2 separate regions of the Homo sapiens genome follow, and region 1 is linked to region 2. Evidence: read pairs that join two places in POLR2A ChIA-PET (ENCODE). Cell type or tissue: PC-9. All regions are shown on one strand. Each heading gives the region's core, and the rest is flanking DNA. Links, peaks and the distances in the headings are about the cores only. Region 1 holds the start of LOC105371031 (a long non-coding RNA gene). Region 2 holds the start of RHCG (Rh family C glycoprotein).

Evidence for each region. Peaks named below come from ENCODE experiments on the same cell type or tissue, not always from the same donor. Only the 100,000 strongest peaks of a DNase experiment are listed, where the experiment ranks them.
Region 1: POLR2A ChIA-PET joins it to region 2 with 11 read pairs; 2 of 35 experiments call an interaction of 5 or more read pairs at or near these places.

Annotation. Positions count from the first base shown.
Region 1 is chr15:89,396,357-89,401,726 of GRCh38, forward strand. MIR9-3HG (MIR9-3 host gene) reads left to right here. Exons shown (of 6, transcript NR_190310.1): 6 at 1-2,132. It overlaps LOC105371031 (a long non-coding RNA gene), which reads left to right and starts at 3,815. Exons shown (of 3, transcript NR_160724.1): 1 at 3,815-4,016. RefSeq lists a silencer at 3,732-4,221 and enhancers at 3,768-4,293, 4,294-4,818. In PC-9, for the core only: no CTCF peak of the experiment used is centred there; no DNase peak of the experiment used is centred there; H3K4me3 peaks cover 890 bases.
Region 2 is chr15:89,493,613-89,498,910 of GRCh38, forward strand. RHCG (Rh family C glycoprotein) reads right to left here and starts at 2,971. Exons shown (of 11, transcript NM_016321.3): 1 at 2,749-2,971. The coding sequence starts at 2,932. In PC-9, for the core only: a CTCF peak has its summit at 1,562; DNase peaks (open chromatin) are centred at 2,139 and 4,839; H3K27ac peaks cover 546 bases.

The DNA.
Region 1 (5,370 bases), core at 216-5,215, 97 kb before region 2:
AAACAAATGGCACTATTTACTCTGTGGGCATATTTGTAAAAGTTGCCAAAGAATTATATACAAGGATGTTCATCAGAGCATTTCTTTTGAAGAGTAAAGAAATGGACATGAACCTGTGGTCCGTTCATACGGTGGAATACCTATGCAGCTGTAAAAATCAGTGTGGTAGATCTCCGTATATGAGTTGATGTGGAAGGTTGGCCAGTTCACATGATAAGGTGAATAGAATAAGTTACAGAACAGGCTGTAGAGTATGATCTTATTTGTAGATGTTTAAAACTGAGTCATAAGTATGCTTATATACAGATCGTTTCTGGAAGTATGTACTGGAAGTCTACCTCTGGGGAGTGGGGATGGGGGAGTGCACTCTTCTATACTGTTATATTTTCTTTTCATGCTCCTAAGGTACTTTTATTGGAAGATGTAAAGCGGTTCAATGTAATAGGCTTAACTTCTGTCAACTAAGTTGGCGTGGGTGCTTTAAGAGGGTGGTAGTGATGTTGCTGGAGAAAGTATCCCACAGTCACTGGTGGCTTCAGCCACGGGCCATTTTGGGGCCTAATAATCACATATCATCATGGTTGCTAGTGTTAATCGAAAACCTACTAAGTGCCAGGCTTACTGTCTCTGGGTCTTGCTTACGTGGATGTCATTTTTCCAGTTGCACCAAATCGAAAGAGGTTAATTGGTTTGTTGGAGTTCCTTTGTAGGTGAAGGGCAGAGCCAGGAGCTTGGCTAGGGACAGGGGAGGTGAGTGGGGGATGGTGGATAGGTCTTGGCTCCCAGTTTCCTTCTGGGCAGACATTGCCCCTCTGCCCTGAGGACCTGCTTGTTTGGGGGAAGAGGCCTTTAGAGGCACCAGGGTCATGCCAGGTGTTGGACATGGTGAACTGGGAAGTGCTCCCATCTGGCCACAGCGCAGAAGTATCACCGTGCTGGGGGATGGGGAACAGGGCTGTGAATGGGCCTATTTGCATAAGCAGCATGTGTCTGGAGAGAAAGACATCACAGAGCAGAAGAGTGCGGGTGCCCAGGAGTGCACTTGCCACCCCTACTTCATCCCTGAAAGAGTAAATGGCCTGGAAGGTGTCTCTGAGAGGTAATGCCGCACACCACCCTCCCTGGGGGCAGGGTCAGGCTACACCTGCCTTAGGTCGGGGGCTGCAGCAGCCTGAGAGCTCTCAGTAGGGCCTCAGTAGCCTGGGAGGGAGCAGGGGCAGGGGGCAGGGAAAGAGGCGTAATGGGGCTGTCCAGAGGGGCCTGGGAAACCTGGTCCCTGAGGCCTGGGCACAGCTACAATCACTTCAAATTGGCTGTGGGGCCAGTGGACTGGGAAGGAAAAAAGCAATAAGAGTGACCAAGTGCAGAAGGCTGTCAGGTCCCAGGTCACATGCCTTAGTGCAGTGACTCCTCATCATTTTATGGGGTGTGGGTGTCGTTGGTACACCCATTTTACAGATGAGGACACCGAGGCCCAGAAAAGTTAAGTTACATGTCCTAAGTCACACAGCTTGTAAGTGCCAGAACTGAGATCAAAACCAAGTCTCTTTGACTTTAAAGTCTGTACTCTGACCCCAAAGAGATCCTGTTTGGCCACTTATAGGAGGTCCCTAAAGCTGCAGACTCCCCTTGCCGGCACCCACATATAGAGACATTAACCCTTCCCCTGCAGGGTCACCTCAAATAGTCTTTTAGCTGGGCTTCTCCTGCAATTCCACCTAATGCCATCCCCTGGGTTTTGCCCAAACCTGAACTGGGCAGTGGGGTGAGAGGAGGGGTTTACAGGGTTACAGAGCCTCATACAGATAGGAGCCCATGGCTGCTGGTCATCTGCATTCCTGCAGGATTGGCTGTTCCTTGGGGTCCTTGGCAGGAAAATGAGGATTGCTCCGAGGCCTGCTCCAGTACTTCCCAGAGGCTGGCCTGGTGTGGGGCTCTGGGAAGGCTGAGGCTGGAGAAGCGTAAGTAGGAGGGCAGAGATGGCACTCAGGTAGCTTGAATCACCAGGACCCTTCCAAGCCCCACAGGTTCTGAGGGAGTACTAGGGCCAGCTCTGGGAGAGGTCTCTTCCTATGCTGTGAACCCCCTGCCTTTCTTGCAGCCTACAACGAATAAATTTTCTTTGCAAAGGCTTCCGTGTCTCTGGTCAGTTTTTCTAGGAGGACATGAGTGAGGAAAGTAGCACTCCGCCACCAGCAAAAACAACTGCTTGTGTCTTGCGGTGTGGTGGGGACACTGGTATGGGTGCAAAGGATGGAGCAAGAAGTCTTACAAGGCTGGGAAAGTCTGTCTTCTTGACCTGAGCTAGGGTCATTTGGGCAAGAAGTGAAGGTCATGGCCAGTGCAAGGCCTACCTTGCCTTGAGGGTGCCCTGCCCTCAGGAGAGGGGTCCTGGAGGTTCTGGATTGGGAGCTAGCCCCCACGCTCCTTCTCAACCTCCATCAGTGTCTTCTCATGTAATTCTCACAATGACCCCATAAGACTGAATTCTGTCTTATAGACTAGGAAACAGAGGCTCAGAGAGACTTAAGAAATAGGCAAAGCCACACAGCTGGGAAGCAGTGGAGTCGGCCTCCAGATCTCATCTCTGTGACCAGAATGGGATGCAGGGGGTGGTGAGTCTCTTGAAAGCCGCTGATAAGTTTTTTCATGTATGAGCAAATTCACAACCCTGCTTTCATCACAGCATTCATTCTCACAAGGCCTTTGGACTGCAGAGAATAATCAGGACTTACTGTGCCAGCCACTATTCTAAGTGCTAGTTTGTGTATTAAATCGTGGCTTAATCCTCACATCTGTGTGCATAACTGGGCACTATCCTTATTCCTATTTAACCAAGAACGAGAGTGAGGCCAAGTTGGCCATCCAAAGTGGCCCGTGTGGCTCCGTGTGTGGTGGGGGAGGGGGGATTGCAGCCAGGATGCCAGCACAGTCACGTTTGTCTGTCCAGATGCCAGGCACTTAACTGCACACACTACCTCCCTAAAGGCCCCATCAACCTAGCCCGGGCCCACGACCCCAAATGAAACATCTTTCACTCGCCCCCCAGCAGCCCGGGCCGCGTTTGACCACTAGTAGGGCAGAACCACTGACCGGCAGGCGGCGCTCCCCGGGGCTCCCGGCTCGAGCCCCAGGGCACCGGGAGGAGTAAGGACCCCGAGCGGGAGGGAGACGACTGGGGGGCGCGCGGCACAAAGAGCTTTTTATTCAAATTTGTTTAGAGTTTCGCGAATTTGCATGAAAAATGTGTGAGAAAAGCCAGCTCCGGTGACCTCATCCGCACCTGCCATTAACGTTCAATTAGCGGCTGAATAGCGGCCGCCGACGCGACGTGCAGAGAATCCGGCCTGCCCCGCGCAGCGAGGGCGGCGGGCCAGGCCCGGGATAGGGTGGGACCGAGGGAGGGGGACGCGGCGTAGGGCCCCGGCCTACTCCTCTGGCCCGGAGACCCAGGACCTCGTCCGCACTCCAACTCTCCGAGGGAACGCGGGGATCTCAGGACTCACGAGCCCAAGATTGTTTGGAGCGCGCCGGGAGCCTTAGGATGCCTGGCTCCCTCTGGGCGCAGAAAAGGGCGGGCTTGCCTCCTCCCCAGGACGGAAGGTGGCCGGAAGAGCCCCGTCCCAGCTCAGATGGGCTTCCCCGCCATCTTCCGGACAAAGTGTCAAGTACAAGTTCAAGTTCAGGGCCAGGCCCGGGGGGGGGCGCTGAGCCTTACCCGGCCGCCTTTGTTCTCTGGCATAATCGCTCCCACGTCCCCCTCCCGGGCGGGGCCCAGCAGAGACCCCCGCCCCGCCCCGCCCCGCCGCGCCCCGCAGGAGCCTCCTCCTCCCGCCGGCGCGGCGCCTGTGCCCTGGTCCCGGTGTCCCCGCTCGGTGCCACCGAAGGATCTAGGGGCTCGGGCCGGGGAGGGGGTGGAGGGGGGAGTGGAGGCGCGATACGAACCCGTGGGAGCCTCCCCAACCCCGCAGTCCCAGCGGCAAACTGTGCTTGGTCGGACGGATGCCCGCGCGGAGGTAAGAGCCCTTTGCGGGATTCGCCCGTATCCCTGTGCCCCGCCCCCCGCCTGGGACTACGCGGGCCCCAAGGAGCGGGGCGGAGGATGGTGTGCTGAAAACCGGCTGGGCAGCCCCGCTGGGCCTCCGGTGGGGTGGGGGGCGCACTGTCGCTCCAGGGCTCTGGGGAGTACGAGGCCTGGGCGGTGGGTATGGAGGGCAAGTGCGCCCAGCCGAGGCCCAGTAAGATCGCCGGCCTTTCCCAAAGGCGTTTGGCTCACCCATCTCTCCTCGGCTAGCCTCTTGGTCTCCCCTTCTGTGTTTCTGGCTCTGGCTCTTCCTTGGCTCCTCTCAGATTTTGGCTGGAGGGGATCCTAGTTAGAATCTAGCTCAGCCAGGTCCTGAGGCCCCTCGTGAAGAGCCGGAGATGTGTGTGTGGCTCAGCTGTTAGGGGAATCAGCTGTGCCCACTCACTCCCCCATCCCATTCCCAGAGCCTAAAATAAAGTCCTGGGCCAAATGGTGGTTGCTGGGGCGGAGTGGGCTGGGCTGGGCAGTGACTTAGTGGCAGTGCAGGGGCCATACGAGTTCTTTTGTGTGTGTGTGTGCGGGGGGACCTCTTGCTGTCCCTGCTTGCCTAGTTCCTGGATTCCGTGCGGTGACAGGTGTTAGCTTGTACCTAGCTCATACCTCACCCAGTGCACTGCCAAGTTGAAAGGGCACGGGGGCTTCTTCTGAGTGGCCCAAATCTTGTCCCCTATACCTGCCTTTCACTCTCAGGTGCTTGCTTTGAGGTCATTTATGTACCCATGCTTTACATACTCTTCTAACAACCACAATATTTGGCTTCTAAATTCACAGCAAGTTAGAAGTAACAAATTAGAAGGGGGAAGAAGGCCTTTTCCCTGCAGCTGTACTGCTCCCATTGTGCGTTCCTTCCCCTCTTCTCTGTGTTGTCCTGGGATTTCTCACTTCTGGGATTTTACTCATGCTGAATTGCCAGCCTACTTGAGTACATTCCTTCCCAACTCCAATTGGCCAAACTTTGTCCAGTGCCTCCTCCTCCAGGAGGCCTACCCAGATTTTCTCCACATCTCTCCCTCCCTTGACACCTTCAGCAGAGGGTCAGCTGCACATCTGAGTACTTAGTAAATACTCAGTAAATGAAGTCATTTCTGGATGAATGAATAAAAAAATCATACATACACATAAATCTAACAAGCACTGAGATGGTCGAATTTTTGTTTTTAATATTGATTTAAATATAACAGCTCCCAGGGGCTCCTCTCCTCTGTTCCATCACATATGAAGTCTCTCACTTGCAAGCAAGAACCAGCCTGAAAACGTTGGTTTTGTGTGCTCTGTTAAAAAAAGAA
Region 2 (5,298 bases), core at 1-5,000:
GAATCACCTCGCTGCCCAGGAACCCAGGCTTGGGGACTCACATGGGCCAGGAAGCCTTGTGCCCTCTAACTCCTAACCACAGCCACGGTGAGTGGAGCGGGGGAAAGGGGGAAGGTTGAGACTAGGGAGGAGAGTGGGCCAGGAGTGTGGGCTCAGACCCCAGGGCTGCTCCTCTCGCTCCCTGGTTTCCCAGCTGAGTGACCTTTGCAAGACACTTCTCCGCTCTGGCCTTAGTTTCCTCATCTGTAGAATGGGGGTCATCACACCACCTCCCTCACAGGTGGTGGTGATGATTAAAGGAGAGAATGCACGTGCGGTTGGAGGGGTGGCCACTACTTCTTGCCAAGATTCTTCCCCTATACCCCTCTCCTCTGTTGCTTCCTGCTCCATTGGCCAAGAGCTCTCCAGGAGAACTAGCAGGGGAAACTCAAGGCCCTCCTTGATGCTGGGGCTCTCCCCCTGTTAGCATCCTTACCCCATCCCTTTCACAAACCCTACTCTTGGGCCACACAGAACCACTGCCCCTCCTCGCAACACCACCCCCTTTTAGTGGCCCCCTTGGCTGCTCGGCTTCTCCCCTCCTCACCATCCACCACTTCCCAGGAAGCCATCACAGATCACTTCTGCTCAGAGCACTTGGTCCCACTGAGGCCCTGGGTGCCACGGTGCCCCTCTCTGCTTCCAAAAAGTCTGGGGACAGAGACCCAGGATATTCAACTTATTTATCCAGAGTGACCATAGCCCTGATTTGCCAGGACAGTCATGGCTTATCCATGGGTCCCAGCAAATTACTACCAGCACCACCTTCACTCTCAGAGGTGTCCTCTGATGATGATAAATTGTATGATCACACTACAGATAAGCACTTGTTGCATGAACACATTAACCTGGGGTGTGAAAGGTGGGTGGGCAAGTGTGGTGCGAGGAGGATAAGAGCTGGGGAGATGTAAGGACTGTACCTCCCCACTGGTGAGGTTCTGCAGCTCCTATTATAGGGTCTCTCTCTCTCTCTCTCATTTCTTTCTTTTTTTTTTTTTTGAAAGGGAGAGAGATAGAGATTCACTCTGTCACCTAGGCTGGAGTGCAGTGGTGCTGTCATAGCTCACTGTAGCTTCAAACTCCCAAGCTCAAGCGATCCTCCCACCTCAGCCTCCCAAAGTATGCTGGGATTACAGGTGTGAGCCATCGCACCCAGCCTATTTAAGGTCTTGAGGTCCTCCACTCCCCAGACACATTGAGGACCTGTGAACGCCCATGGGAGTTCTTGCCCCTTATGCTCTGGGGTCAAGTGGGAAGCAAGTGCGGGAGGGAGGGAGAAGAACAGGTAAAGGAGGGTCTCAAGCTTGCCTGCCTCACTGTTTGCTGGAAAGTCCCCCCCTTGAGGAGAGGAAAGGTGGACAATGTGAACAGTGGATTTGGAGCCTGAATCCCAAGGCTGCAGCTGTCTAAGATATCTTTTAAAAAACAGCCCTAAATGGAGCCCAGGAGAAACTGTGGTCTCCCCAGCAGGGGGCGCACCCCTTATCTGTTACTTCCCTTCTAGGCACCAAGTAACTATTAAATGCAGCCCATGATAGCCCTAACTTTTTGGCAGCCACTTAATATGGCTGGCTCCCACCAAGCCTGCAGCCCCCCAAACGCAGTCTTTTTTCATGCAGGCTGCCATTCTGAAAGTGTGCAGTTGTTTTCTTGGAGATAGAGAATCCCCTGTTGCCGAGAATGTCTAAGGTGTGGAGGGAATACCAGTTGATATAGGCGGCTGCTGGAGAGGGGCTTTAGGGTCCCTTTCAAAGCTAACAGTCAATGACTACATGAACACCACCGGCTAGAATAATTTTCATTGGCTGATGGCGGATGGAGTGGAAAATCAGAAAGTACAAGGGCATTCTGATTTTGGGAAGAGCCCCAGGCTGGGAGTCCAGAGGTCGGGCAGCTCAGAGTGACCTTGGGCTAGCTCTCCCTGCTCCTGAGTCCTAGGGCACCTGTGTTTGGTGCTCTTGTAGCAATTGCTCCATTATGAAGAAAGGATCCCACCCCAACTCTGCCAGAGCTTTACATGCACTTCCTCGCCACAGCCTCACCCCAACCCCTGTGAAGGAGGTCCTACCATTATCTTCATTCTGTAGATGAGGAAATTGAGGTTTAGGAAGGTTGGCATTTGCCTGAGGCCAGCCACCTGGTTTGTGGCAAGAGCCACGAGAGCATGAGAGAAAGGGAGGTGTGTGATTGTAGGGTCATGCTCTTAACCACAGCACCGCTGACACCAGAAGATTCAGGGGCGCTTGTTTTCCCTCTCCAAGCTAAAAGGGGGTGGGTGTCCTGGCCTCCTGGCCCACCAGTGGTCCCACAACACCTCTGCCCACAGCAGGGCTGGCGCTTATTTGGAGTAAGCGCTCCTCTGGACAAGGGAGCCAGGTCATCCACTGGTTGGTAATGGGGCGAGAGGACTCGGATCTTCTTAGTATACCAAGCAGGGCTCTCTGACAGGGATGTTGGGGGGCTCTGACGGCTGGGAGGGCGGTCAAATAAAAACCTCATCCCGGTGTTTTCCCTACTAGTTTTTCACGGGGAAAAGGAGTTTGTGCACATCTGACAATTTCCCACGCATGCCCTGCAGAGGCCGGCGAGATGCGGAGTCCGCGGCTGCAGGGTAGATCCCCTCCTCTGCCCAGCTCTGGGCCGAGCCCTTGGCCAGGTGGGGACCGGCGCGGATATGCCTCCGCTGGGCCTGCAGGCGGCGAGACTTACTTGGGTAGCGATAGTAGAATTCGTTCTCCATGTCGCTCAAGTTCTTGTGCGTCCTCTCTGACCACCAGTGGGCGTCGGCCTCGAAGTCGTAGCGCACGAACACCCCGAAGAGAATCACCATAATCACCTGCAGGAGCAGGCAGGTGAGCGGCAGCCGCCAGCGGAGGTTGGTGTTCCAGGCCATGCTGCAGGGGTGCCTGGCCGGGCTGGCAGCGGGCGGTTCGGACGCTCGGAGGCCGGCGGGGCTTTTGAGACCCGGGCAGGGGGGCGGGGCGGCCACGTGGGGCACGGAGCAGCTGACTCGGGCACCGCCCGCGCGCTCGCCCAACTGGCAGGGGCCCAACCCAAGCCGAGGGCCCCAAAAGATTCCCCGCGTCGGGCTGGGGGACAGCGGCAGGAGCAGAGGCTAAGGCAGTGGGCAGGAGGATCAGGGTGCCCCAAATTCTGTGTGTCCCGTTGATACTGGGGCCTTTCTCCTTTTGTTCTGCTGAACAGAGAAACACGGGGATCATTGGCCTCCCAGTGAGATCAGAAGGAATTCCCAGACCTAAGTCATCATCATCAACATCATCATCATCTGCCATCATCATCTGCATCATCATCTGTCCTTTCTTTTTCTGATTATGAAATTCATACAGGGCACATGAGAAACAAGGAATGTTTGGGACACTGTCACACAACAGAGCGGCCTGGGGAGACATCTGTGATGTGCTACCCCAGACTTGACCCTGGAACAGAAAAAGGATGTTAATTGGAAAACTGGTAAAATCCAAATAAAGCCTGAAAATTAGTTAATAGTGACGTTCCCATGTTGTTTTCTTAGTTGGGACAAATGTCATGGTTATGTAAAATGTTAACAGTAGGATAAACTGAGTAAGGGCTATATGGGGACTGTCTTTGCCACTTTTCTGTAAATCTAAAATTATTCCAAAATACAAGGGTTTTAAGAAAAAAAACACGTATAAAGGATTGTAAGAACAATTTAAGAGTTTTTCACAAGTTCATTGGTCCATAGTCAGGAACTGTCTTCTGGTTAAGATCTGTGATCTTGACATGAGTTAACCATAATATTTAGGTCTGGGAATTCCTTCTGATCTCACTGGGAGGCCAATGATCCCCATGTTTCTCTGTTCAGCAGTATAACAGTCTGTATATTGTCTGCTTAGTCTGTATATTGTCAAAATAAATTTGATTTTCTAATTTTTCTTTAAAAATACAGAGATAATTGTAGAGATTTGGAAAATACAGAAAAACACAAAGAAGAAAGTAAAAATCACTCATAATCCCACCACCCAGAGGCAATACTAATATTTTGGTGTATGTACTCTAGTCTTTTCCTAGCTCATTGAAGAGGGGCTGGAGGGGAGCAGGGGGAGTGTTTCAAACGATCATACTAATTTATAGCGTTTTTAACTCCTTTCATATTTTGTAAACACCTTCCCATATTATACTTCTACAACTTTTTTTCTTTTTCTTTTTCTTTTTTATTTATTTATTTTTTTGAGATAGGGTCTTGCTCTGATGCCCAGGCTGGAGGGCAGTGGCTTGATCATGGTTCACTGCTGCCTTGACCTCCTGGGCTCAAGTGATCCTCCCACTTCAGCCTCCCAATTAGCTGAAACCACAGGCATGTGCCACCAGGCCCACCTAATTTTTTTTTTTTTTTTTTTTTTTTTTTTGAGACAGGTCTCGCTCTGTTGCCCAGGCTGGAGTGCAGTGGGGTGATCTCGGCTCACTGCAAGCTCCGCCTCCCGGGTTCACACCATTCTCTGGCCTCAGCCTCCTGAGTAGCTGGGACTATAGGCGTGCGCCACCGCGCCCGGCTAAGTTTTTTTTTTTTGTAGAGATGGGGTCTCCCTATCTTGCCCAGGGTGGTCTTGAACTTATGGGCTCAAGTGATCCTCCCACCTCAGCCTCTCAAAATGCTGGGATTACAGGCATGAGCCACCACACCCAGCCTGCCACAACATAACTTTTATAGCAGGATATACTGTGCTTTATCTAGACAATCCCTAGTGTTAGGTGACGAGCGATGAGGTCATTTTTTATTTGTTTAGTATTACAAATCATGCTGTCATGAACATCCAGATATGTAAGTCTTTGCACAACTTTCTGTGAATTCCTGGAGGCAGAGCTGTTTCAATACATATCTCTAGATGTTCCCCTAGAAAGATTTTACGAGACAAAGCATGCACCCTGTGAGCCAGGGGTCAGTGACTTTTCCCATGCACTCTTGCCAATGCTGGCTTTAAAAAATCTTGCCAGTTGAAATCCCAGATTTGTAAAAGCCACTAATGCCATGTATAACATCTGAGGCTAAGCACCTAATCAGGGTGCTTGGAACTTGAGTGTGGCCACACTGTGCCAGCTTGGGGTACCAGGGTATCCCCACTCCCTTGGCAAAGAAGCAGCCAGACACTGCATGAGCAATACCAGCAATAGGGACCATTTATTAAGTTCCTGCGGTTGCCGGATCCTTTTGATATATATTTAAATTCTCAACTAAACACTTGTGAAGTGGACATTGTAGGTACATGCTACAGTTGAAAA